Linked DNA regions of Homo sapiens: region 1 is linked to region 2. Evidence: read pairs that join two places in POLR2A ChIA-PET (ENCODE). Cell type or tissue: GM12878. All regions are shown on one strand. Each heading gives the region's core, and the rest is flanking DNA. Links, peaks and the distances in the headings are about the cores only.

Region 1 (11,546 bases), core at 4,831-7,330, 110 kb before region 2:
TTAACTTGAAAGTCAGCCCCGTTTGTGATCTACAGAAGGGAATTCACAATGACTACAACTTACAGAGAAAACTGAAATCACTTATGGTTAGGTTCCTCTTATTAATCCAAAATGAATAAAGGGCTTGTTTTCCTCAAAGCTCAAGAAGTGAGAAGCTGAAATAGTGAACTGTTCTTTGGATCTCAGATTTCTGCTATTAGAGCTATTACTTTGTGCTAAGTTTCAGTGAAGAGCTTCTAAATCTTCTGAAGAAATAATTGTGGTGGCTGGGTTCATGTCATGCAATTTCAGGTTCCCTTCTGAGCAGAGGTCCAATTCTTGAAATTTAAAGAATTTGTCAAGACTTCTCTGCCAAAACTATTAGATGACTAATATTAAGGAAAAAGAATTACTTCTATCTTAATGCCATTTTAAATATGTGATTATTTGGAACCCCATCTTGTCAAAGTTTTGCCCTCTTAAATCATTGAACAGCCTCAAGAACATCACTAATTTAGGCTACGTGTACACTATATTCTCTATCCATGAATTTGACAGTAACAGTTGATTTATATATTCTGATTCTTAAAAGTTTGTTAGTTTTTTCAATTTGGTGCTCTCTACTAAAACAGTGTGGGTTCAGGGATGGGGGAAGAAAATGTCAAATCACTTCTCCCTAGAGAAACCAATAACCCAAACTGCTCCAAACTCTAAACTTGTATTTGATCCTTTTTTGATTGCTGGTGTTAGGATTTCCTACCTTGTGGTTGTAATGGTTCACTGTCAAGTTCTGACTTTCTTGGAGACCACTTGGATATTACCCTAGTAGCTTATACTTTATTAATCTTAAAAAGTGAAAGAACATTCAGTTCAGCTCAACTGAAGTTCAGTTCAACAATGGAACCCCTATTCTGGTCCAGCCACTGTACCAAGCACTGACACTACCCGATGAATAACACATAGTTGACGTCCTCAAGGACCTGACAATCTGTGGGGGAGACAAACCACTGAAATGGGCAATTGTCATCTGAAGCAGGAGGTTTAATAATGATGATGTGTGGAAAGAAAGCCTCCTAGCACAACTTGTAGAAAAATGAGTTGGAGATGCCCAGAAAGTGTTCCCAATTGTTCCAGCATCCTTGAAATTTACCCTGCAAAATATGTGGAAGTCATCTGACCCATCTGACTATCTGATGCCATACAAAAGGATCATAGCAGAAAGCTAATGTAAGACTGGTGATTGTCTTGTGCCAAAACCCAGCACCCTGCTCCATAGGTAAATATGGAAACAAATGTTACTCTAGTTCAGTAAAGACAAACTCAGCCAAACTTTACCACTGATCAAACTCGTTTACATGATTCTATGTGTTTTATACTTAGAGATCCCCAAATAATTCCGAGTAGCAGTTTTATGGAGATTTACTATAGACTTCATCACTGAAGTGGTTTTTACCCTGTTTGCTCATCATTTCCATTTCTACTCTGATTACATGTTGAAATTCATTCTCCTTTTATAAAATCAAGTCAAAGCAGACATATACACGATTAGTTTTTGACTGAATCTCCATGAGAAGAACACTATAATGGCCACATCATAAAACAATGAATAGCTAAAATATATCAGGATTGCTTCTTAGGAATAAGTGCCTAAGAGCTTTGTGTACTTAATTTCAATTGTAATAATACTAATTGATAATTACTATTCTGCCCATTTTACCAGGAAAATAATCTGGTCTCAGAAAACTAAGAACCTTAGCCAAAGTCATCAGCAAGTAAGTTATACAAGCAGTATTGTGTCCTTGAATCTATACTTGTAACCACTGTGCTGCTGATTAGACAAAATAGCCATACCAAGCTGCTAAAGAAACTATTATGTTGTGTTTCCTTCCCAGAGCTCTTCTTAGCTTTAGTATTTTTAAAGATTTAAGTAGTAGAATGACATATCTAAATATAAAAGAAATTAAAATCCCTGTATTAACATAATGTGACTAGACATATTGTATGTCATATGCCTCTGATATTCATAACTTCGCAAAAGGTGCTAGGTATCTATTGTCATTCAGTTCCAGTCTTGGCATATTTTTCCAGTGAAGGGGCAGAGATCTCTCCACTCCAGTGTTCTATACTAAACTTTCATTTTTTTTTTTTTTGTGAGCCCAGACCAGAATCCCACAGACAGCATGAATGATGATTCATTCATGTACTCAGCAGATACCTATTAAGCAACTATTTGGCATGGAGACTGTACCAGTGAACAGATCATTCTTACCCTCCTGAGTTTGTAGTCCAGTAGAGAAGACAGATACAAACATGTACGTGGACATCAGTGTTTTAATGGCAAAGTACATACAACCATGGCTAGGTTGGCTTTCCTGGAATGGTGACGTAAAAGCTGAGCTCTCCAGTCTCAGTAGGAGTTAGCTAGATGAAGGTGGGAAAGATGTAGGAAAAGGGTAGAAACTATATTGAGAAAACTGAACATTTGAAGCTTCAAGGATGGAAAACCGTGATGTTACTATGGTCTGAAGTAGTCTGGTATGGTTGGCACTAGGACATCCAACCAAGAGAAGAAACCGGAGAGGTAATCATAATCCTAATAGCTGATATTCTTCTGGAATCTACCTATTTTAAAAAGTACTATCTCATAAAATATTCATAACCACCCTAAGAGGGAGATATTATTATTACCTCAATTTTTCAGATGAAATAACTTGATCATGGTCTTATCCAGTGAGTAAGCGGCAGAGCTTTGAATCAAAGAGCTCCAGTTCCAAAGCTCACATCCTCCACCAGCAACCACCGCTGCCTTCAGATCATGATGGGCCTTGTAAGACATAATAAGAACTCTAGTGTTTATCCTATAGGTCAGAATTCTCAAAGTATGTTCCCCACCCAAGACCTACTGAATTAGAAACTCTGGGGCAAGGCCGAATAATTCATGAGTTCGAAAACCCTTCAAGTAATTCTGATGTTCAATAAAGTTTGAGAAACTGTGCTAAGGGCAATGAGAAATCCTGTAACATTTTAAAGCAGAGAAATATGACTTAACCAGATGAGATTTTCTGAAAGCTGATCATTCTTTCCACAGGTGATCCCTTCAGAATGAAGACTCAAGCATCCTCATTGCTGCTCTGCACCCACAGTTACACACTGACTCCCCTTGAGTTACGGAGAATGAAGTTAAGAGTAAAGGCCATCCAAAGTGGTAGGACTAATGAGCTACGCAGCCTTCTATTAGGGAGCCCTAACCTGACTGCTAAATTGAAAGAGATAAAAATATCCTTTGTAATCTGATTGCAAGAAAGTGTCCCTAATTGGATGGTTGTGACTTAGATAAATTTTAATTTATTAGGCTTGCTTAGTTTTATGGGCAAAAAGTGTGCATATATAACAGTTGTTGAAATTTATCTTTCTCTTTGAATGAGGTATATTTTTCACTAGGAATAGTTGCAGTAATAATAATGACTAATATATGTACATATACTTCTTAATTTCAAAATATATTCCATGTATCAGAGTTACATAAAATTTTCACTTTTCTAGAAAGGGGCCAAATCATAATATGAATAAAAATATAGTAACTCTACCTTATTCACTGTCAACTAAAGAAAGAGTGCCACAGAATAGTAATCTTTAATTTGTAATCATTTTGTTTCTTTTCAACTAAATTACCCCCATTTCATTAACTTGTAGTAAAGTCTTCTTGCCCTACCAGTTTTTTTAAAATATTTTAATGACCTTTAATAATACTTTTAAGTATCATATTTATACTACTATAATTATATACTGAAATTTCAATTACCCTAGAAACCAGAAATTGTGAAAAACTTTTCTAAAAAGTAATGGTTTAAAAGTTGATTAAAATCACCAATATGAAAATGATTAATAGTGTACATTTTATTGAGGATATATTTGAAAATCTAACAGAGCCAATGACTAGTTTTTCATTTAACTTGACCTTGAAATACTCTTAAGGATACAAAATAAAAAGGACTTTGTCTGATGCCTGCCTCTGCCCCAAGGTGTAAGCAAAGAGAGACTTCCAATTTTGTCATATGGCCAGGGTTCAACATTTCAACATGCTGCACTTTATTTTTAATTCAAGGGAGAAAATATAGGCTTTAAAAAATGTATACAATTTTATATTAATGTCTTCTTGTGTTTTGTATTTAATGAGTCAATATCTCTTTAAGCTAACCTAACAATTTGAAAAAAAAGGAATTTTCATTCTCATTAGCTCATAGATATATACGATAAGCCAAAGAGAAGTGACCACTCAAGGCCACACATTTGCTTTCTTCTACCTGGAATACTCCCCACTCTCTCTCTCCTTCCTCCCACCCTCCCTTCCTACTAGCTCTTCATGACTCAGTCTTAACACCATTTTTTCAGGTGACCCTTTCCAGACTACTGAAATCTATCATCCCTTTCCCACCAAACCAGGATAGATTCCTTTAAGCTCCCATAGTTATCTGTCCCTCTTTATCTGTCCAACTTTTGTAATAGTTGGAATTAAAATAGTAAAAAATAGTAATTGAATGTCTGCATCTCTTCTAAGAGTGTAAATTCTAGTAGAACAGGAAGAGACACTTCTGACTTGTTCCTCATTATATCTTCAGCAAGTAGTATTGTGCTTTGCATAGAAGGGCTTCAGTAGATACTAGTGGAGGGAGGGTGAGAAGCGGGGAGGAAAGAGGGTAGGAGGGAAGGAAAGAAGAAAAGAAGGAAGGATGTTGCAAGATAAGAGCTCCAACAGAAAAAAAAAAGCACATATTTGTGTTCTAAGCTAAACTTTCATGTGACTAAATACCACTGTATTTGGCTACATGAACTCAAAATATGCTGGCTTAACCAACACCTCCATGATTAGGTGAATTATTATATGTTTATTAATGATAAGTGAATGGAGACATAGTTATTCACTTAAACACAAAGTGAAGTGACTAAAATATATTTTGGAAATCATCACATGAAAAAGGATATTTCTGAAGGAGACACATGGCATATACCTCAGAATGGCCAGAGAAAAACCACTTAGTTGTGGGAGAAATGGTCTAATCCATCCACACCACTGAGATGGATCATTTCCAAGTGGAGGCCTCTCTGATCTGGCTGTGGCTCCTGAAGGAGACATGCCTAAGATAAAGTGAAATGGGGATTGTGGAGAAGACACCTGTGTCTACTTCATCTGCCTGTTTTTGCCTAGCTCTACCAAGAGTGGACATTGCTTTCTATTTTTTCTTAGCTCTAAAATCAACTCCTGGAAGTTTCTGCCAAAGAGTCAACTTTTCACTCAAAATTTTGAGAAGTTTTACTAATCATCTATCAACCTCATTCAACAAATACTTACTGACCACCTACTGTGTGCCAGATAGTGTTCTAGATATTTAGGATATCTCGGGAACAAAATAGAATCAATAGACGTGGAGCACTGTTCTGAGACTGACAATAACTACTAAATATATAAATAGTACTAAATGACAGTAAGTACCAAAATGTATAAAATGTGATCTCTGCTCTCAAAAAGTTTACAATCTTGAATGGGAGGCAGGTAATAGTTGATAAACATAAAAATGGTGACCTACCACAAGGTAGCACATGAAGACTCAAACCTTTTAGATGTTGAATAGATGAGTTTTTGTCAGGGAAGAGACAACTTTGAATGTGGGGGTCAGGGGAAGCTCCACTAAGGAGCTAAGTCTTGAATGGGGACTCAGAGCCAAGTTTAGAAAAGCAGGGAAGGAAACTTGGGGAGAAAAGAGAAGTGTGGAGGCTCTCTGGAATCTCATGTATAAGAACTTTTCTTGAAAATTGTGTACTGTCTACATTTACCAGTTGAGCACCTGCTGTGTACTGAATAGTATAATAAACTGTGTGGTGTATGCCGTCAAAGAGAAATTGCACTCTCCAAAGTTTATGAACAAATAAGGAACTTAAAAAAATGTACATTAGTCACTAAACTACAAAGTAGAAAGTTCAAAGAGTCATAAATAAGAGAGGTGCTGAAAAAGTTCTATGGCAGTTTGGTGGAGGGAGACATTACTAATAGCTAGTGATCAGAGAAGACCTCATGGAAAATAGTTAGCATTCAACTGGGCCTTAAAATTTATGAACATGTGAAACGGAGAAAATGACTTAAACACAGAGTCAAGAAAGGAGCCTGATGGACTAGCAAAGAAATCAGAAATGGGAAAGTCATTTAAAAGGTTATTGCAGGGTTGGTATAGATGAAAAAGACCAAAATATTTTTTGACTGATTGACTTTAACTAGCAACACATACTTTCTTATTCTTCTACTATCTCTTATAAATTATTTCATTATAATATTTGAATCACCAAGTCATAATATGCAATTTTCTTTATTATTTAACATTTAGCATTTCCATCCCATTAGGAATTTTCTTGCTTGATTTTTATTTATTTATTTATTTATTTATTTATTTAATTAATTTATTTATTTGGACAGGGTCCTGCTCTGTTGCCCAGACTTGAGTGCAGTGGCTCCATCTCGGCTCACGGCTCACTGCAACCTCCGCCTTCCAGCCTCAAGCGATTCGCCCACCTCAGCCTCCTGAGTAGCTGGGACGACAGGCACATGCCACCATCACTGGTTAATTTTTGTTGTTTGTGTTGAGGTGGAGTTTCGCCATGTTGCCCAGGCTGGTCTTGAGCTCCACAGCCTCCCAAAGTACTGGGATTACAGGCATGAGCCACCATGCCTGGCCTGAATTTTTTAATCTTTAGGTATTTTTGAGTCCACATTCCATCATCAGATTTGATTACTGTCATCATGACTATTTAATATTATTTTTATTATTACAACCTGATTTTTGACATACATTTCCTTAAATAGTGGTTAATGCTCATTTTAATCTATTTTCACCTTGTCTGTTGAAGCCCCTGTATCTGCTTCATCACTGGGCCCACCTAGACTTAGTATGTTACATATATAGTTCTAATGATTTATTTTAAGCTGTACTGTATGTGGCGAGTTATTTATGTTAAATAATCAGAATAAAACAGTAAAATATAAAACACTGCTAGAATTGTATTCCAGCTATCTTATGTTCTATTTCTGATAGTTACACTAAAGAGAATTGTGTAAATTATCCTCCTGGTTCTCCTCCCTGAGGTCAACTTCAAAAGGTTAAGGATATACTCATAGTAGTATAGTTGTCCACAATAAATTCTGTCTACAAAAGGGGCTGAGTGTGTGCTACCTAAATGTTGGTGTGTGGTGTGAGAGTGACCTTGACCATGTGTGTAAGCAATTATTATTATTATTATTATTTTTGTCAGCGCACTAAAACTTTTGCTGGTCTCACAGTAATCATATTCTCATCTGTTTATGTCCACAATGGCAGGATATTTGACACCCAGAGCCAAAGTGGGAGGGACTGAGCACAGATTGAGCAGAGGTTTTGGTGGCAGAGGAGCTTGCTGCCTGAGTCCCCTCTGCCTCCTTTTAGCCCCAACTACTCACAGCAGTCCTAGAAAAGCTAAGGCAAAGAGTAGAGGAAGATATAGGATTCCCCACTCTCTTCTGTCTATCCATTCTTTAATTTAAAAAAAAATATTCATTGATTATCTACTTTGGGCTGAGGCCATAGCATGAGTTAAAAAACTTCTGCCATGAACCTTGACTGCATATCGTTTATAATTGAGTGGTGGTGACAAATATAAAATGAATCATTATAGGAGTCATTATACCATTATAATTGTGTCAAGTGCTACAAGGTGAAAGTGCAGAGTGCTATAGGAAAGCAAGGATAGAGTGCTATGCTTAAGCAGCAACCTGTTCCCCAGAACAGAAGAAAATAGAGGCAGTTTTGTTTAAGCATAATGATTGTCAGAATAAGTGATAAAATTTTATTTTCTTAGAATAAGTGTGATATAGGTAAAATTATAACAATGGCAAAAAATTTAGAAAACTGGTGGCTATTTAATAAACTATGCACAAAATCTTGTTATTCTAAAGGATGACAAGGAATCCATGGAATTTCCCCCTATAATCTTTTAATAGTACATATTCCACACAAAAGAAGGAATTTTCATCTGAAATCTTATGCACCTGTGTGGCTAGTCAATTATTCACAAAACATCATGGATCTGATATATATTTTCCCTACTTAATTTTGTTAGTCAATTTGTAATGCTAAATAAAATATGCACGAGAACCTTAAATTTAGCATGGCAGATATTTTCTGAACATTCACTTATTCACTTACTGTGGGCTATTTAGAAAAATCAGATGTGCACACTGATCATCTTAGCACATGTCCATCTGTCATCTAGAATTGCCAATAAATATATTGTTTAAATAGTTGTGGTTAAGAATAGAGACCCTGAGAATGAGAGAAGCTAGGAGTAGGTTATATAAATAGTCACAGAGCTACACCAAGATAACTTCCAGGTCAGCCACAAAATTATAATGACAGGAGTAGCCCTTGATTATTTGTTCATTTGCTCCATTTCTATGGATTCTTGAGGTACATCTTGTTGTATATTATTTCTAAATAAATGAGAAAAGGGGAAGTTAGTAAATGCACATCACTGGAACCAACTTAATCTCAGAAAAAAAAAAACTCTGAGTATAAAAAAAAGTCTTTTTTTTTTTTTTTTTTTTGTAGAGCAGTTTTAGGTTGAAAGCAAAACTGAGAGGAAGGTACAGAAATTTGTCACATACTCCCTGTCCCCACCCATGCATAGCCTCCCCCATTATCAACATCCCCCACCAGAGTGGTATGTTTGTTACAATTGATGAAAATACACTGACACATCATTATCACCTAAAGTCCATATTTTAAATGTGCACAGTCACACAGGATGCATGTTTAGACAAATGTATAAGAATGACATGTATCCATCATTATACTTCATACAGAGTATTGCCATGGTCTGATAAATCCTCTATGCTCATCCTATTCCTTCCCCAACCCCCAAGTTTTGGTAACCACTGATCTTTTTTATCATCTCCATAGATTTGCTTTTTCCAGAACGTCAGACTGCTGGAGTCATACACGTATTCCTCACTGGCAGATATGTAGCCTTTTCAGATTTCCTTCTTTCAGTTAATGAAAATCGTGTAAGGCTCTTCCATGTCTTTTCGTGGTTTGATAGCTCATTTCTTTTTAGTGCTGAGTATTCTTTCATTATCTTTTTCTGTTTTTTTTTAAATTTTATTTTCCAGTATTCTTTCTACTTTAGTTTTTTTTTTTTTTTTTTAATACTTTAAGTTTTAGGGTCCATGTGCACAATGTGCAGGTTAGTTACATATGTATACATGTGCCATGCTGGTGTGCTGCACCCATTAACTCGTCATCTAGCATTAGGTATATCTCCCAATGCTATCCCTCCCCCCTCCCCCCACCCCACAACAGGCCCCAGAGTGTGATGTTCCCCTTCCTGTGTCCATGTGTTCTCATAGTTCAATTCCCACCTATGAGTGAGAATATGCGGTGTTTGGTTTTTTGTTCTTGCGATAGTTTACTGAGAATGATGATTTCCAATTTCATCCATGTCCCTACAAAGGACATGAACTCATCATTTTTTATGGCTGCATAGTATTCCATGGTATATATGTGCCACATTTTCTTAATCCAGTCTATCATTGATGGACATTTGGGTTGGTTCCAAGTCTTTGCTATTGTGAATAGTGCCGCAATAAACATACGTGTGCATGTGTCTTTATAGCAGCATGATTTATAGTCCTTTGGGTATATATCCAGTAATGGGATGGCTGGGTCAAATGGTATTTCTAGTTCTAGATCCCTGAGGAATCTCCACACTGACTTCCACAATGGTTGAACTAGTTTACAGTCCCACCAACAGTGTAAAAGTGTTCCTATTTCTCCACATCCTCTCCAGCACCTGTTGTTTCCTGACTTTTTAATGATTGCCATTCTAACTGGTGTGAGATGGTATCTCACTGTGGTGTTGATTTGCATTTCTCTGATGGCCAGTGATGGTGAGCATTTTTTCTTGTGTTTTTTGGCTGCATAAATGTCTTCTTTTGAGAAGTGTCTGTTCATGTCCTTCACCCACTTTTTGATGGGGTTGTTTGTTTTTTTCTTGTAAATTTGTTTGAGTTCATTGTAGATTCTGGATATTAGCCCTTTGTCAGATGAGTAGGTTGCGAAAATTTTCTCCCATTTTGTACATTGCCTGTTCACTCTGATGGTAGTTTCTTTTGCTGTGCAGAAGCTCTTTAGTTTAATTAGATCCCATTTGTCAATTTTGGCTTTTGTTGCCATTGCTTTTGGTGTTTTGGACATGAAGTCCTTGCCCATGCCTATGTCCTGAATGGTAAAGCCTAGGTTTTCTTCTATGGTTTTTATGGTTTTAGGTCTAACGTTTAAGTCTTTAATCCATCTGGAATTGATTTTTGTGTAAGGTGTAAGGAAGGGATCCAGTTTCAGCTTTCTACATATGGCTAGCCAGTTTTCCCAGCACCATTTATTAAATAGGGAATCCTTTCCCCATTGCTTGTTTTTCTCAGGTTTGTCAAAGATCAGATAGTTGTAGATATGAGGTGTTATTCCTGAGGGCTCTGTTCTGTTCCATTGATCTATATCTCTGTTTTGGTACCAGTACCATGCTGTTTTGGTTACTGTAGCCTTGTAGTATAGTTTGAAGTCAGGTAGTGTGATGCCTCCAGCTTTGTTCTTTTGACTTAGGATTGACTTGGTGATGCGGGCTCTTTTTTGATTCCATATGAACTTTGAAGTAGTTTTTTCCAATTCTGTGAAGAAAGTCATTGGTAGCTTGATGGGGATGGCATTGAATCTGTAAATTACCTTGGGCAGTATGGCCATTTTCACGATATTGATTCTTTCATTATCTGGAGGTATCACAGTCTATTTATGCATTCACTTATGAAAGAACATCTTGGCAACTATGAAAAAAGCTGCTATAAACATCTGTGTGCAGATTTTTGTGTGGGCATAAGTTTGAGTAAATAGTAAGGAGCCTGACTGCTGGACTCTATGAGAAGAAGATTCTTAATTTTGTAAGAAACCACCAAACTGTCTTCCAAAGTGGCTGTACCATTTTGCATTCTCAGCAGCAATGAACAGAAGTTCTTCTTCCTCCACATCCTCACAGCATTTGTTGTTAGTATTCTGGATTCGGGTCACTGTAGTAGGTACATAGTGGTACCTTACTTTAATGAAACTCAGATTTTATGAGCTCCTCTTGGTTACCCACTGGAAGTGGAAGCTACTTTTTCTCAATATGTTCTTTAGTTACATTTGTTGAAAAGCTGAAACTAGACATATTATTATTGCTGGCTGCTATCAGCCTCTTATGTGCAACCTTCCAGTGAGGAACCAGGAAGTCTTGCTCCACAAGAGGGTGTTCCTAAATTCCAAGCACCCCTGGCTGATACTCCTTTCTTGGCTATAAAAGTTGGCTAGTGAGAGAGGCCTGGTTGAGTCAGAAAGGAAACTCTTCTTGTCTCAGTTAGGGTCTCCAGGATAATGAGTGTAGAGGGAGCAGAAGTGTTTGGAATTTTCCTGTTCTTGCTACACCTGCCATTATGATCAGAGAGAGTAAAAAATAAAACACGA
Region 2 (11,546 bases), core at 5,855-8,354:
TGGAGAAAAATAGAATTGTCTTTTGTTTTTTTAAAAGTTTCTCTTGATTTAATATTAAATTTTAATATACTATGAAGAAAATGCCAATCAGAAATCATCTGAGGAAAATTCATGAAAAGATCCAAAAAATGCTGATAAATAAAAGCAGTGGGGGAAATAGTTCAAATAGATATTAACATATTTCAAAGCTAGCTTTTAAAAATATATTTTTGAACTAGTAAAGGAATAAACAGATATATCAATGGAACATGAAACAAAGATCAGAAAAAAGACAAGCAATAAGAATTTAATATATGGTAAAGTAACACTTCAAATCAGTGAGGAAAAAATGGATTATTCAACAAAATATGTTGAGCTCAAGGGTTGGTTATTAAATATATGTATACATGTATGTGTATGTATGTATACACATACATATGTATATGTAGCTACAAAATGCCTCCAGGTAAAGTTTTTAAAAGCCATAAAAATATTTGGAGAAAATGGATGTAAATATAATGTTTTCTTGATGAGGGAAAGGACTCTTTAAGATTTACAAAATTTAGACACCATAAAGTATGTAATTGGTAGATTTGACAATATGAAAATGTAAAACTTGTCTACATCAAGGAACATCATACATTTTTTTAAAAAAGGAAAAACAGGGACATAAACATTTGCAACATACATAACAGATATCATTTCTGTCTAATTTGAACATCTGAATCTATATGTACATATATATTTATAAAACAAACAATGTCTGGGGAATATTGACACAATGTATCTTTGCCCTATAGGGCAATCTCTGGTTCGTAGTTGCCTTGAGGCACCCATTCTACCTCGCCAAGACTAGTCAATTAAGTTCAGGGGGTTTCTTCCATGCCTTGACACTTACTGTCCCTAGGAACAGAATATGACATAAAGGAGATCAAATCCGACCAGAAGAGAAAGAAGAAAATCTGCCAATTCTATCCTAGTAGAGTGTGGAAAAGGGAAAAGTGGGGAAATAAAACGTCAGGTAAAATTATCTTAGCTCTTCACTCCTGAACCAAAATCCCAGATAGGAGTGGGGTTTTAGAAAGGTGGAGAGAAAAGCCACAGCAGAAGAGTCTTGTGCCTCACCCTCAATTTGAAACTCTGAAACAGAGATGAAGGAGTAATAGTGGTCACCTGAAGTGATAGAAAGAGAAAGAGCCCTGAGCTAAGAGCCTTCCCTTGACTCTGGTTTGAGGCTGAGAAGTTTCCAAGCCTGAAGATTGGAGGGATTAAGCCAGAGCTAAATGGACAGCGACAGGGCTCCAGATGAGATGCAACTGAGGCAGGTAAGGGGGCTCCAGGCTCTGAACAAGACAAGAGACCAGCTACAGCTTCAGTAGAAGCTTCCAAGAGTGTCAAAGAGCCAGATAGGCGATAAACCTGGCAGATGATTACACAGACGCCTTTGTACCATTTATCCACATACTCCCCTCCCACTACATGGAATCACATAAGTACTCACCACCAACACAAAAATATAATCAGATATCACTTGAAGGAGCAGGGAGAGGGAAAGTATATCTTCAGCCTGAGCATTTACTTGAGATTAAGTTATCTGGGGAACAAAAGTCGTTAAAACTAAAAATATCTGAGATACTTTCATCGATAAGTTTAAGTTCTTCCTCACTGCTACCTCCACCAACTGCCTTCTCCAGATAGGGGCTCATGAGAAAAACTGGACTAGTTGCAGAAAATTAATAAGCAAAATTTCCTTTCTTTCTGGATAGCAGTAAGGAAATTTGTGATTCTTTTACATATACAAAAAGCTCTTTAAAAACAACCAAAAAAGGCCGGGTGCAGTGGCTCACACCTGTAATCCTAGCACTTTGGGAGGCTGAGGCAGGCGGATCATGAGGTCAGGAGTTCGAGACGAGCCTGACCAACATGGTGAAACCCCCTCTCTACTAAAACTACAAAAATTAGCCAGGCATGGTGGCACGCGCCTATAGTCCCAGCTACTCGGGAGGCTGAGGCAGGAGAGTCACTTGAACCTGGGAGGCGGAGGTTGCAGTGAGCGGAGGTCACCACCACTGTATTCCAACCTGGGTGACAGAGTGAGACTCCATTTCAAAAAAAAAAAAAAAAAAAAAAGGCTACGCACACACAAATTCAAAACCTTCCATAATAAAAATCATTCAGCTTCACTAATATTAAAAGGATAGTCATGAAAGGAACATGCTTTTTTGTATACCAAACTATTAAACATTTTTAAAAATATTCTGTTGGTGAGGATACAGAGATGCTGACTGATATAAACAGGTAAATGTTTCTGGGGCAATTTAGCAACACATTTTAGAAGCTTTGAAATTCCTTTTGTGATATTTGTCCCGAGGAAAGAATTAAGGAGTCATATGACCATGTTGCTATGAGATCTTCTTTCCCCATCATTGATAACATTGAAAACATGAAAATACAAAGTGATTGGTAAAACATAGCTCTCTTATAAATAGGATAATAAAAATTTAAACACCTTGGAAGTACAGCTGTTGACAAGGGGAAGAGTTTCACAATGTATTGCTATGGAGAGCTGGCTACAAAACAATATGGATTCCAAAAAAAAAACATTTAAAATCATATCTCTATAGATTTAGGTAATGCGAAATGGGGTACCAATTGAATTAGACTTTTTTATGTAATAGAGAAGTGATATTTAAAATTCAGTAGCAGGCCAGGCATGGTGGCTCATGCCTGTCATCCCACCACTTTGGGAGGCCAAGGCAGACAGATCACTTGAGGTGAGGAGTGCGATACCAGCCTGGCCAACATGGTGAAATCCTGTCTCTACAAAAAAAAAAAAAAAAAAAAAAAAAAAAATTAGCTGGGCCTGGTGGCACATGCCTGTAATCCCAGCTACTCAGGAGGGCGAGGCAGGAGAATTGCTTGAACCCAGGAGGCGGAGGCCTGGGCAACAGAGCAAGACTCCATCTCAAAACACACAAAAAAATTAATTCAGTAGCAATTTTTACCTTTAGTGATGAGGATATTTCTCCTTTCATTGTTCTGGAAGGAACCATGTTTAGAACCACTAAAGTAATAAAGGCTGATGTTAATTGAGCACAAACTTTGTGCCAGGAACACTGTTAACTATGTATTCATATATTTAATCCTTAGAAGTATATATGACAAAGGTGTGATTATTATGTGCCCTGTTTTACTGATGAAGACATATTAACCACAGAGCCACTGAATAAATTTCACAAGATCATCAACCAGAAGATGACAGGTCAGAACTTTAAATGTTAGCCACACGAATCCAGAGGTTGTTTATTTAACCATTATGCTGTATGTAGATCTTCCCTAGTAGAAGGATCACTGCAAGGCCAATACTTGTTGATTTCTGAGAGGAAAGAATGATAATTATATATGTTTGGGCATGGCAAGGCCTGTCTTGTAGATGCTCTTGATGGAGGAAGCCAGATAGTAACCCTCCCCCAGCAACTTATCTACACCCACAAATTCATGTAGGAGTCAAGATGATTTCTAGAAGAAATAGGATGAAAATCAAAATTCAATTTCTTTTGAGATTCAAACATTCAAATAGGTCTGATGAACCAGAGAGATCCTGGCTGAGGCTGAATGGAGGAAAAACACAACTGGAACCTGGAAAAAACCTACACAACCACATCCAGCAAGTCTTGACTGGTGGACTTTCTCTTGGCACTAGTGTCAAGATCTAGGCCATCAGAAGTGTTGGTTTTGAGAATGGTGTAAAACTAATGCCTGATCCAGCCACCTGGGTATACCTGAATTTTTTTAAAAAGGTACCTTGAGAAAAATAAAAAATGACCCTATGTGCACTGAAAACTGACTACTAAGAGCTCAAACTCTGGGCTTATGTGTTTGAGAGGTGTGTCAATCACTGAACTTAACACTTGGGGAAGGCTGCTCCTCTCTGGTACTCCAAAGAATTGCTGTGTGGAGTGGAAACAGTGAGGCAAACAGGGCATGCTAAAGGTTGTCCACTCTCTGCATCAAGGTGAAATATACCAGAGGAGTCCCCTGGCTTGAGTTAGAAACCATGAAATTCTCACCTGCACCATAGAAAACACTAAGGGGCAGGGCCAGGGGCGGGGGTTGGGGGCGGGCGGGGCATGCAGAGTGGCTCATGCCTATAATCCCAATACTTTGGGAGGTCGAAGGAGGAGAAATGCTCAAGACCAGGAGTTTGAGACTAGCCTGGGCACCATAGGGAGACCCCATTTCTACAAAAAATTAAAAAAATTAGCTGGGTGTGGTGGTGTTCACCTGCAGTCCCAGCTACTCAGGAGGCTGAGGCAGGAAGATTTCTTGAGCCTAGGAGGTTGAGGCTGTAGTGAGCTGTTATCACACCATTACATCCCAGCCTGGATGACAGAGCGAGAGCCTATCTCCAAAAACAAACGAACAATAAAACCACTAAAAGGCAAGGAAAAATCAAGGCTTCATAATTATAGGCATGCAGGGGCTTGGGAGTATCATGATTTTAACATCAAAGAAAATATGGCCTCATTTTGACTTCACAGACTAGTCAGTATTGAAGACATCTGGTTTATGTGTGTATTTGTTTTTTCGAGCTAGGGAGTTAGGAGAGGCATCTATAAAAACCCATATGAAAGAATATATAGTATTTCATTATGCACAGTGGTTGTTAGGTGGCAGGATTCTTATCATTTTAAATGTTCTTTTGTCTTTATTTTCTAATATCAAGTATTGAGTTTTCAACAAAAAGCAACTTTATTTTAGGAAAAAATAACCTTAACTGAATTCCAGTTAATATTGATCATGCTGATATTTGTTTCCTATAATATTCAATAAAAGCAAGCACTCTGTAACTCATGCCTTATCCAAAAAAAAAAAAAAAAACCACACACATTTTCTTTTTTTTTTAGTTGGAAGAATTATTTTTTAATTCTGAGACTATGTAAATAGTTAGTAAACCTACACCAGGCTGAGGAATAACTCTGGAGATTGTCATAATTTGCCAAATCAGGAATCCTTTTTAAAAATTTTTATAGGAACATATATTCCTTTGTTCTTTGACAAGATTCACAATTGCAATGATCTTTTATTTTTCAGCTTAGAAAAATCACTTCATTCAATGAATATGGCAGAGAAAATTTATAGAATTTTCTATAAAAGAAAGATGTTTGGAGATGAGACATAAACTGCTGTTTGGGTCATTCAAGTTTTATTATTTGGAGCTTGTACTGTCCTCCCAAACTAGTGACAAAATGAAAAGATTTAATCAGATTTGTGAGATGGTGCTATTAAATGCTGGGCTGCAAAATGACCTATAGCTTTCTCAAGACATTAAGTTGTTGGCAAACAACCAAGTTCCTACATAGGCAAAGCAATGAATGTAAATAAAAGACCTTTTATTCATGATACAATTTAGTGATGAGGCCTTGATTCCTTCATTCTCAAAGAACAGTACAAAGGGGATTTTAACATTCATTTATCAACTGTAAATTCAAGAAACTTCTGTTATCTCTAAGCTTTCCTCTACAGTGCCTACTGGAAAACAAATACCTTCTTGCACCCAGTGACTACACTTTTTAAATTTCCCATTAACCATTTAACCATGAAGACTTGATGTGTGCTACAATATCATTGCATTGGGATCTGGTTAGTAAAATACCTCTAGATTAGTGATATAATCAGAATGACCATACTGGAAAGGTCTTTAGAGGGAATTATGGAATTAAGGGATTGTATAACCTACCAACTAACCCACATTTGTCATTTTATAGTTGAATAATTGGAGGCCTAGAGAGATCGAGGGTTCCAAAGCTAATGATATGCAATGCCAAGGCTAGAATGCAGACTTTTTTTTTTTTTCCTGAACTAGTTCATTTTTAAACTTTCAAGTTTTACAACTCACTAAGGAAGACTGCACCTTACCCTACTTTCAATTTATTTTGGGTTCAAAGGTATTAAAAACCACTCTTTGTCCCCAAAGATTTTACTATTAAACTATTTTTTACAAAAAAAATTCCTGGTATATATTTTTATTCATTGACTCATTCAATAATTCAGGGTTCTTTTCATGAGTCAGGCATTAATTGTATTTTTAAGCAGCATATTAGTCAGTTATTCTGAAAAACAGAATCAACAATATGTGTGTATATACATATGTATTTGTATATACATGTCTCTCTCTCTCTGTGTGTGTGTGTGTGTGTGTGTGTGTGTGTATAGAGAGAGAGAGAGAGGGACAGTAACAGAGAAAGAGATTTATTTTTAAAATTTGACTCACATAATTGTGGAGGCTTGGTGAGTGCAAAATCTAATGGGGTAAGAAAGCAGGCTGGAGACTGGGGAAGAAGCAGTCTGAGCCCACAGGCACTCTGCTGGCAGAATTTCTTCTTGCTCAGGAAGTTTAGTCTTCGTCTCTTACAGCCTTCAACTGACTAGATGAGACCCACCCACATTATGGAGCGTAATCTTTTCTACTCCACCAATTTAACTGTTAATCTCATCCAAAAACACCTTTACAGAAACATTCAGAATAATGTTTGACAAAAATCAGCATCATGGCCAGCCAAAGTGTCACATAAAATTATCCACCATAAGCAAGGTCACTGATTAGGTCAGAAGCTGTCTATCATTTTTTATTATCTGTAGAGATAGAGTCTCACTATGTTGCCTAGGCTGGTCTCAAACTCCTGAGCCCAAGTGATCCTCCCACCTCAGCCTCCCAAGTAGCTGGGAAATACAGGGTCTGGCTATGATACCCAGGCTGGTGTTGAACACTTGGGCTCAAAGGATCCTCCCACCTCAGCCTCACAAAGTGCTAGGACTACAGGTATGAGCCACTGCACCCAGCCAGGAAATATCTTTTTAACTAATGTCAGTTTTGGCTTTAAACCACAAGAACGAGTTCTTGGTTCCTTTTTCACTGATGATGGCTGACTGGAGGACTAGTTGGTAGGCTCATTCTCTTGGACTCACCAACACTTAAAAGGATTGGTCACTTGCATGTGTACGAAAGAGTTTTTAACAGCTGTAAATATTCTTTAATGTGTTGTCACAAAATCCAGGAAAATCCAGAGACTCATGCAAATTGCCATGTGAGGTGACAGCACTCAGGTTTCCCTTCTAAGCAACAGGGGAAAATTTTAATCCAACAGCCTTTGTATAAAGCACTTCCCAATGACAGATGAAAAGCCTTAGTGACTACTCCCAAAACTGAGTTAATCTTTGAATGGATATTAGACATCCATAATGCCTGCGTGCTTGGCTATTTAGTGTTCTCTAAAAGGGCTGAAAGTTTGAAACAAAGAACTCTGTAGTATTTCTAGACCTTGACAAGAAAGTAGAGGGAGGGAGGGAGGCCAAGGATAATGCTCTCTTTTGAGTAGCCTTGGTTTGTTTGACCTTATTCCAGACCATCTGAGGATGGAAAACAGCCACACTTCAGATGGTGGACAACTACCAGGGAACAGGGTGAAAAAGGCGTTTATATTTCTCCTCCTGCCTCCAACAATGTAGAGTCAGCTTCTAATCTCAAACACAAATCTCACATTATACCACAGAAGTTTAGGTAAGTTTCCTCAGAAAGAATATCTGTGTGTAAAATATGAATTGCCCATCTCTGTAAGCTACTTTTAGTCTACTGCAATGAAAATATGACTTTAATAAACAACAAATCATATTCATATTTAAAACATGAACTTTACTAAATATAAATCACATACTAAATGATATTGTATTTCAAGATGCAGCCAGACTTTCAGAGCTGCTAATTGAACTCAGATCAGTATCTGGTTTCATGCCCTGTTAAGAATAATCTTTCCCCCTGGGTTTGAGGAGCACAGCAGGTTATCCTGTTCAATATACTCCCTCCAGCAACACTATACACTGTCATTATTCCCACTAAATTCCTTTGGTTATTTTCAAATCTATCTGGACCAAGATAGCTTAAGTGTCGTATGATCACTCTGAGCATTAGCAGTATAATAAAACAATAATTAATCTTTCAAAATGACTTGTTAAAATAGCTTATCTTTCTTTATGATCTGCATTTATTCATGAATAAAGAGACACTTTAGGATAACTAGATGTTTTTTAATGCAAAAGATGTCAAGATGACATTTCAGTAACAAAGAGTCTGCAGAAAGCATTAAAACTCAGGAAAATGTCCTAAATTAGCTGAAAATTTGAATGTCTCAAATATCAGTGAGTGATTCTCGGAAAAATATGTATTTCAAGTATATATTTTTTGCACTCTTCAAAGTAAAAGGTAGTTGATAAATTAATTAATTTTGATGTCTTTCTCTCATCAGAGCAAGCTCATACATTCGAATACATTCAATGGGTATAATGTTTTTGTCACAATTCATTTCTATTGTCATAAACATGCACTTCAAAATTTCCCCTTATTTTTTCTTGGGATATTATGGTACAAGTCCTCAAATATATTCTAATATTTTTATCACTTTATTCCTGAAAATCTAATCAGGGTCATCTTGAATATTTCTTAGTTTAATCCTGAATGAAGAAGATAATGGGCTTCTAAGAGTAATTACACTTTGTTCATATACATCTATTAACAGAAAAAACTCTATTTGCACAGAATTCTTCCTTAAAATTTTTGCCAGTGTTTAATTACTAACAAAGATATTAATTATTATAATGTGGGCTCTGTGGTTAAGCTAGATTATAATAAACATCTCCTTAAGAAATAATGTGTATAAACACAAAGAAATATTATGCAGAGAAAAGTGTCATTCATTTAAAACTATTTTTAGATTCCAATCTCAAAAATAGTAATAGTGGTAATTTTAAAAGTTTCTTGTAATGAGATGTATATAAATTGTGCTAGGCCAAAACTTTGCTTGAGCCAATGTTAAGTAAACTCATGAACAAAAATTGTCGTAAAGTTGTCTTCCAGTTGTTTTCCTTGTAATATTTTGGATGGAAAAAATTTACTTATATCATATTAAATGAAAAAGAATCTGAGATAAAGCTAGAATTTCTGGTGTGCAAGATTTGACAATAATATCACCTGAGAGACTGTGTAACAAGCACTAAAGCAGTTTCCTCTGTGCCTCAGGTAGCAATGAAGAATCATCCCAGAAAATAAAATACTATGTGCCTAACCTAGACATTATCATGCTCTCATTAGTTTCCAATCTAGATTGCATAGTTAAGTAGTCCTTCAAAAAGTATTTAAGTACACTTCATGTGTTTAAGTCTTTCATCTGAAAAGACACACACCCATACACTCACACACACATGCACACACACACACACACACACACACACTCCACTCCCGTAACCTGAAAACGCTCTCAAATACTGCCCCTTATGGCCACATTTACCATTGTCAATATCTTATCAGAATTACATCTTATTTTCTCTTCATCTCAGTACAATCTGAATTCTGCCCCATACTGTAATCAGAATAATTTTTACCAAGTTTTTTGTTTACTAATCCAAGAAAAGATTTTAGTGCTCATTTGATTTCTCAATATTTGGAATTGCTGACCACTTCCTCTTGCTAAAACACTTGACTATTATGATGACATATTCTATTGCATTATTCCATCTATCCAGTTATTTATCACTTATTATTTCTATATCTCAGGTCTGTATTTTAAATCCTGAAGCACTTCAGAGTTTTCCCTTCTTGTACTGTTAAAATTTTTACCATATGTTGATCACTTCCAAATTAACATCCCTAGAATAGATATCTTCTTCTCTCCAAATTAATGTGTCTAATTGCTTATTATGAAATTCCAATTAAAGTCTCATAGGCACCTCACAGTAAACATTTTCTGAATATCATCCTTTAAAAAGTAAGCCTCCTCCGCCTTTTAAATTGCCTGTCTCAAAGCAGTATAAAGGCACAAGCTCAAACCATGGATGTCATCTTTTCATTTTGCCCTTCATTAGCCCCACACATTTAGTCTTTCCCTGGTCCTCTATTAAAATCCCACCCTCTTAACATTCCCTATGTTGTTTCTGTACTTTCTCTTTCTCTATGACATTTTCTACCATCTAATATATCAAATACTTTACTTATTTATCTTATACATTGTTTTCTCTTTCAAGAAGATAAGCTCAGTGAGCTCAGGGATATTTTTCTGCCTTGTTGACAGCTAAAACAGTATCTGCACATAGGAAATGCTCTACATATAGGAAATTCTTGTTAGCGCTGTCTCTAGGTTTGCTTTTATTGACAGTTTTAATCACTTGATTATCAGATACTGTTCCTTCTTCAAGTGTGTGATAACTTTTTGTTGAATAGTGAACATTATAGACAAACATTGTAGAAGCACTACATTATGTTGTCTTATTCTAAAGAAGGTTGAGTTTTATTACAGCAAGCAGTTAAATTACTAAAAATTTACCTTATCTTGTTAAGTCTTGGTTTTAGGCTTTGTTAGGGTGGCCCATTCTAGTTTTTACTCTTAAGACATAGCACTTACTTGCACAGTGTGGCCTTTCTGGGATCTAATTAATTGCCTATGTGTTTCATCGAGGTCTCTCCATTCCAGATGGGCTTGCACTCCAACATCTTTCCTGCACAGGGCAGTCTTCTTAGCCCTCAGCCTCTCAGAAGAGACTCTCTTCCAAACCTTCTGAAATCTCTTCTTGTGCTTGCATAGTCCAGGAGTCAGCCAAATACCTAAGACGAATTTTCACTTAGATTTCCGTTTATTTGGATTTTTTCTCTGCAGCTTCCTATTTTTGATGCTCTTGTCCCAAATCTCAGCCAACTTAGTAGCCACATGCTATATCCTACAGCTTGATCTCTATATCCTTCATTTGGCAAAACTGATGCTCTCTACTGGGGTCTATCTCCCTACACTATGGCCTGAGAAATGCTCTATGAGAGAAACTTTGTGTGAATCTGTAGCTTACCTTATATGTTTCCTTTTTGCAAGGATTGTAGCTCAGCACTGAGCTGCTATCCAGTGCCTACAAATAGTGTTTTAAATAGTTGGTCCAGACCTCATAGTTATTTACAGTGGGAGCATATGTCCAATACCAGCTACCACATAATGACCAGAAACAGAAATCCAACACTTTTTTTTTTTTTGAGATGGCATCTCCCTCTGTCACAAAGGCTGGAGTGCAGTGGTGTGAATCCTCCTGGATTCAAGCGATTCTCTTCCCTCAGCCTCCAGAGTAGCTGGGACTATAAGCGCCTGCTACCGCGCCCGGCTAATTTTTGTGATTTTAGTAGAGGTGGGGTTTCACCATATTGGCCAGGCTGGTCTCAAACTCCTGACCTTGTGATCCACCCTCCTCAGCCTCCCAAAGTGCTGGGATTACAGGTGTGAGCCACCACTCCCGGCCCCAACACATATTTTTGAATGAACCAATCATCAAATCCTATTGATTCTGTCTCCTTAATATTTCCCGAATCTGTCTTCTTTTCTCTTTCCCTGTTGCCTCTACTTTGATTTAGCCCATTATCCCTTCTAGCCTATCTAATTGTTACAGTGCTCTGACTGATCACCTTGTCTCCAGCTCTGCTCTACTCCATAACATTTGCCACACCCTTGCATTTTTTGTTTGTTCTTAAATGTTAATATTGT

What was found. ChIA-PET counts read pairs that join two places held together with the same protein. Peaks named below come from ENCODE experiments on the same cell type or tissue, not always from the same donor. Only the 100,000 strongest peaks of a DNase experiment are listed, where the experiment ranks them.
Region 1: POLR2A ChIA-PET joins it to region 2 with 5 read pairs; 1 of 35 experiments calls an interaction of 5 or more read pairs at or near these places.

Annotation. Positions count from the first base shown.
Region 1 is chr2:181,345,465-181,357,010 of GRCh38, reverse strand. The region is part of intron 3 of LINC01934 (long intergenic non-protein coding RNA 1934); the gene reads right to left. Among named protein-coding and RNA genes, the nearest start is that of MIR4437, 46 kb to the right of the region's middle. In GM12878, for the core only: no CTCF peak of the experiment used is centred there; no DNase peak of the experiment used is centred there.
Region 2 is chr2:181,237,335-181,248,880 of GRCh38, reverse strand. All of the region lies in intron 2 of LINC01934 (long intergenic non-protein coding RNA 1934), which reads right to left. Among named protein-coding and RNA genes, the nearest start is that of MIR4437, 63 kb to the left of the region's middle. In GM12878, for the core only: no CTCF peak of the experiment used is centred there; a DNase peak (open chromatin) is centred at 6,870.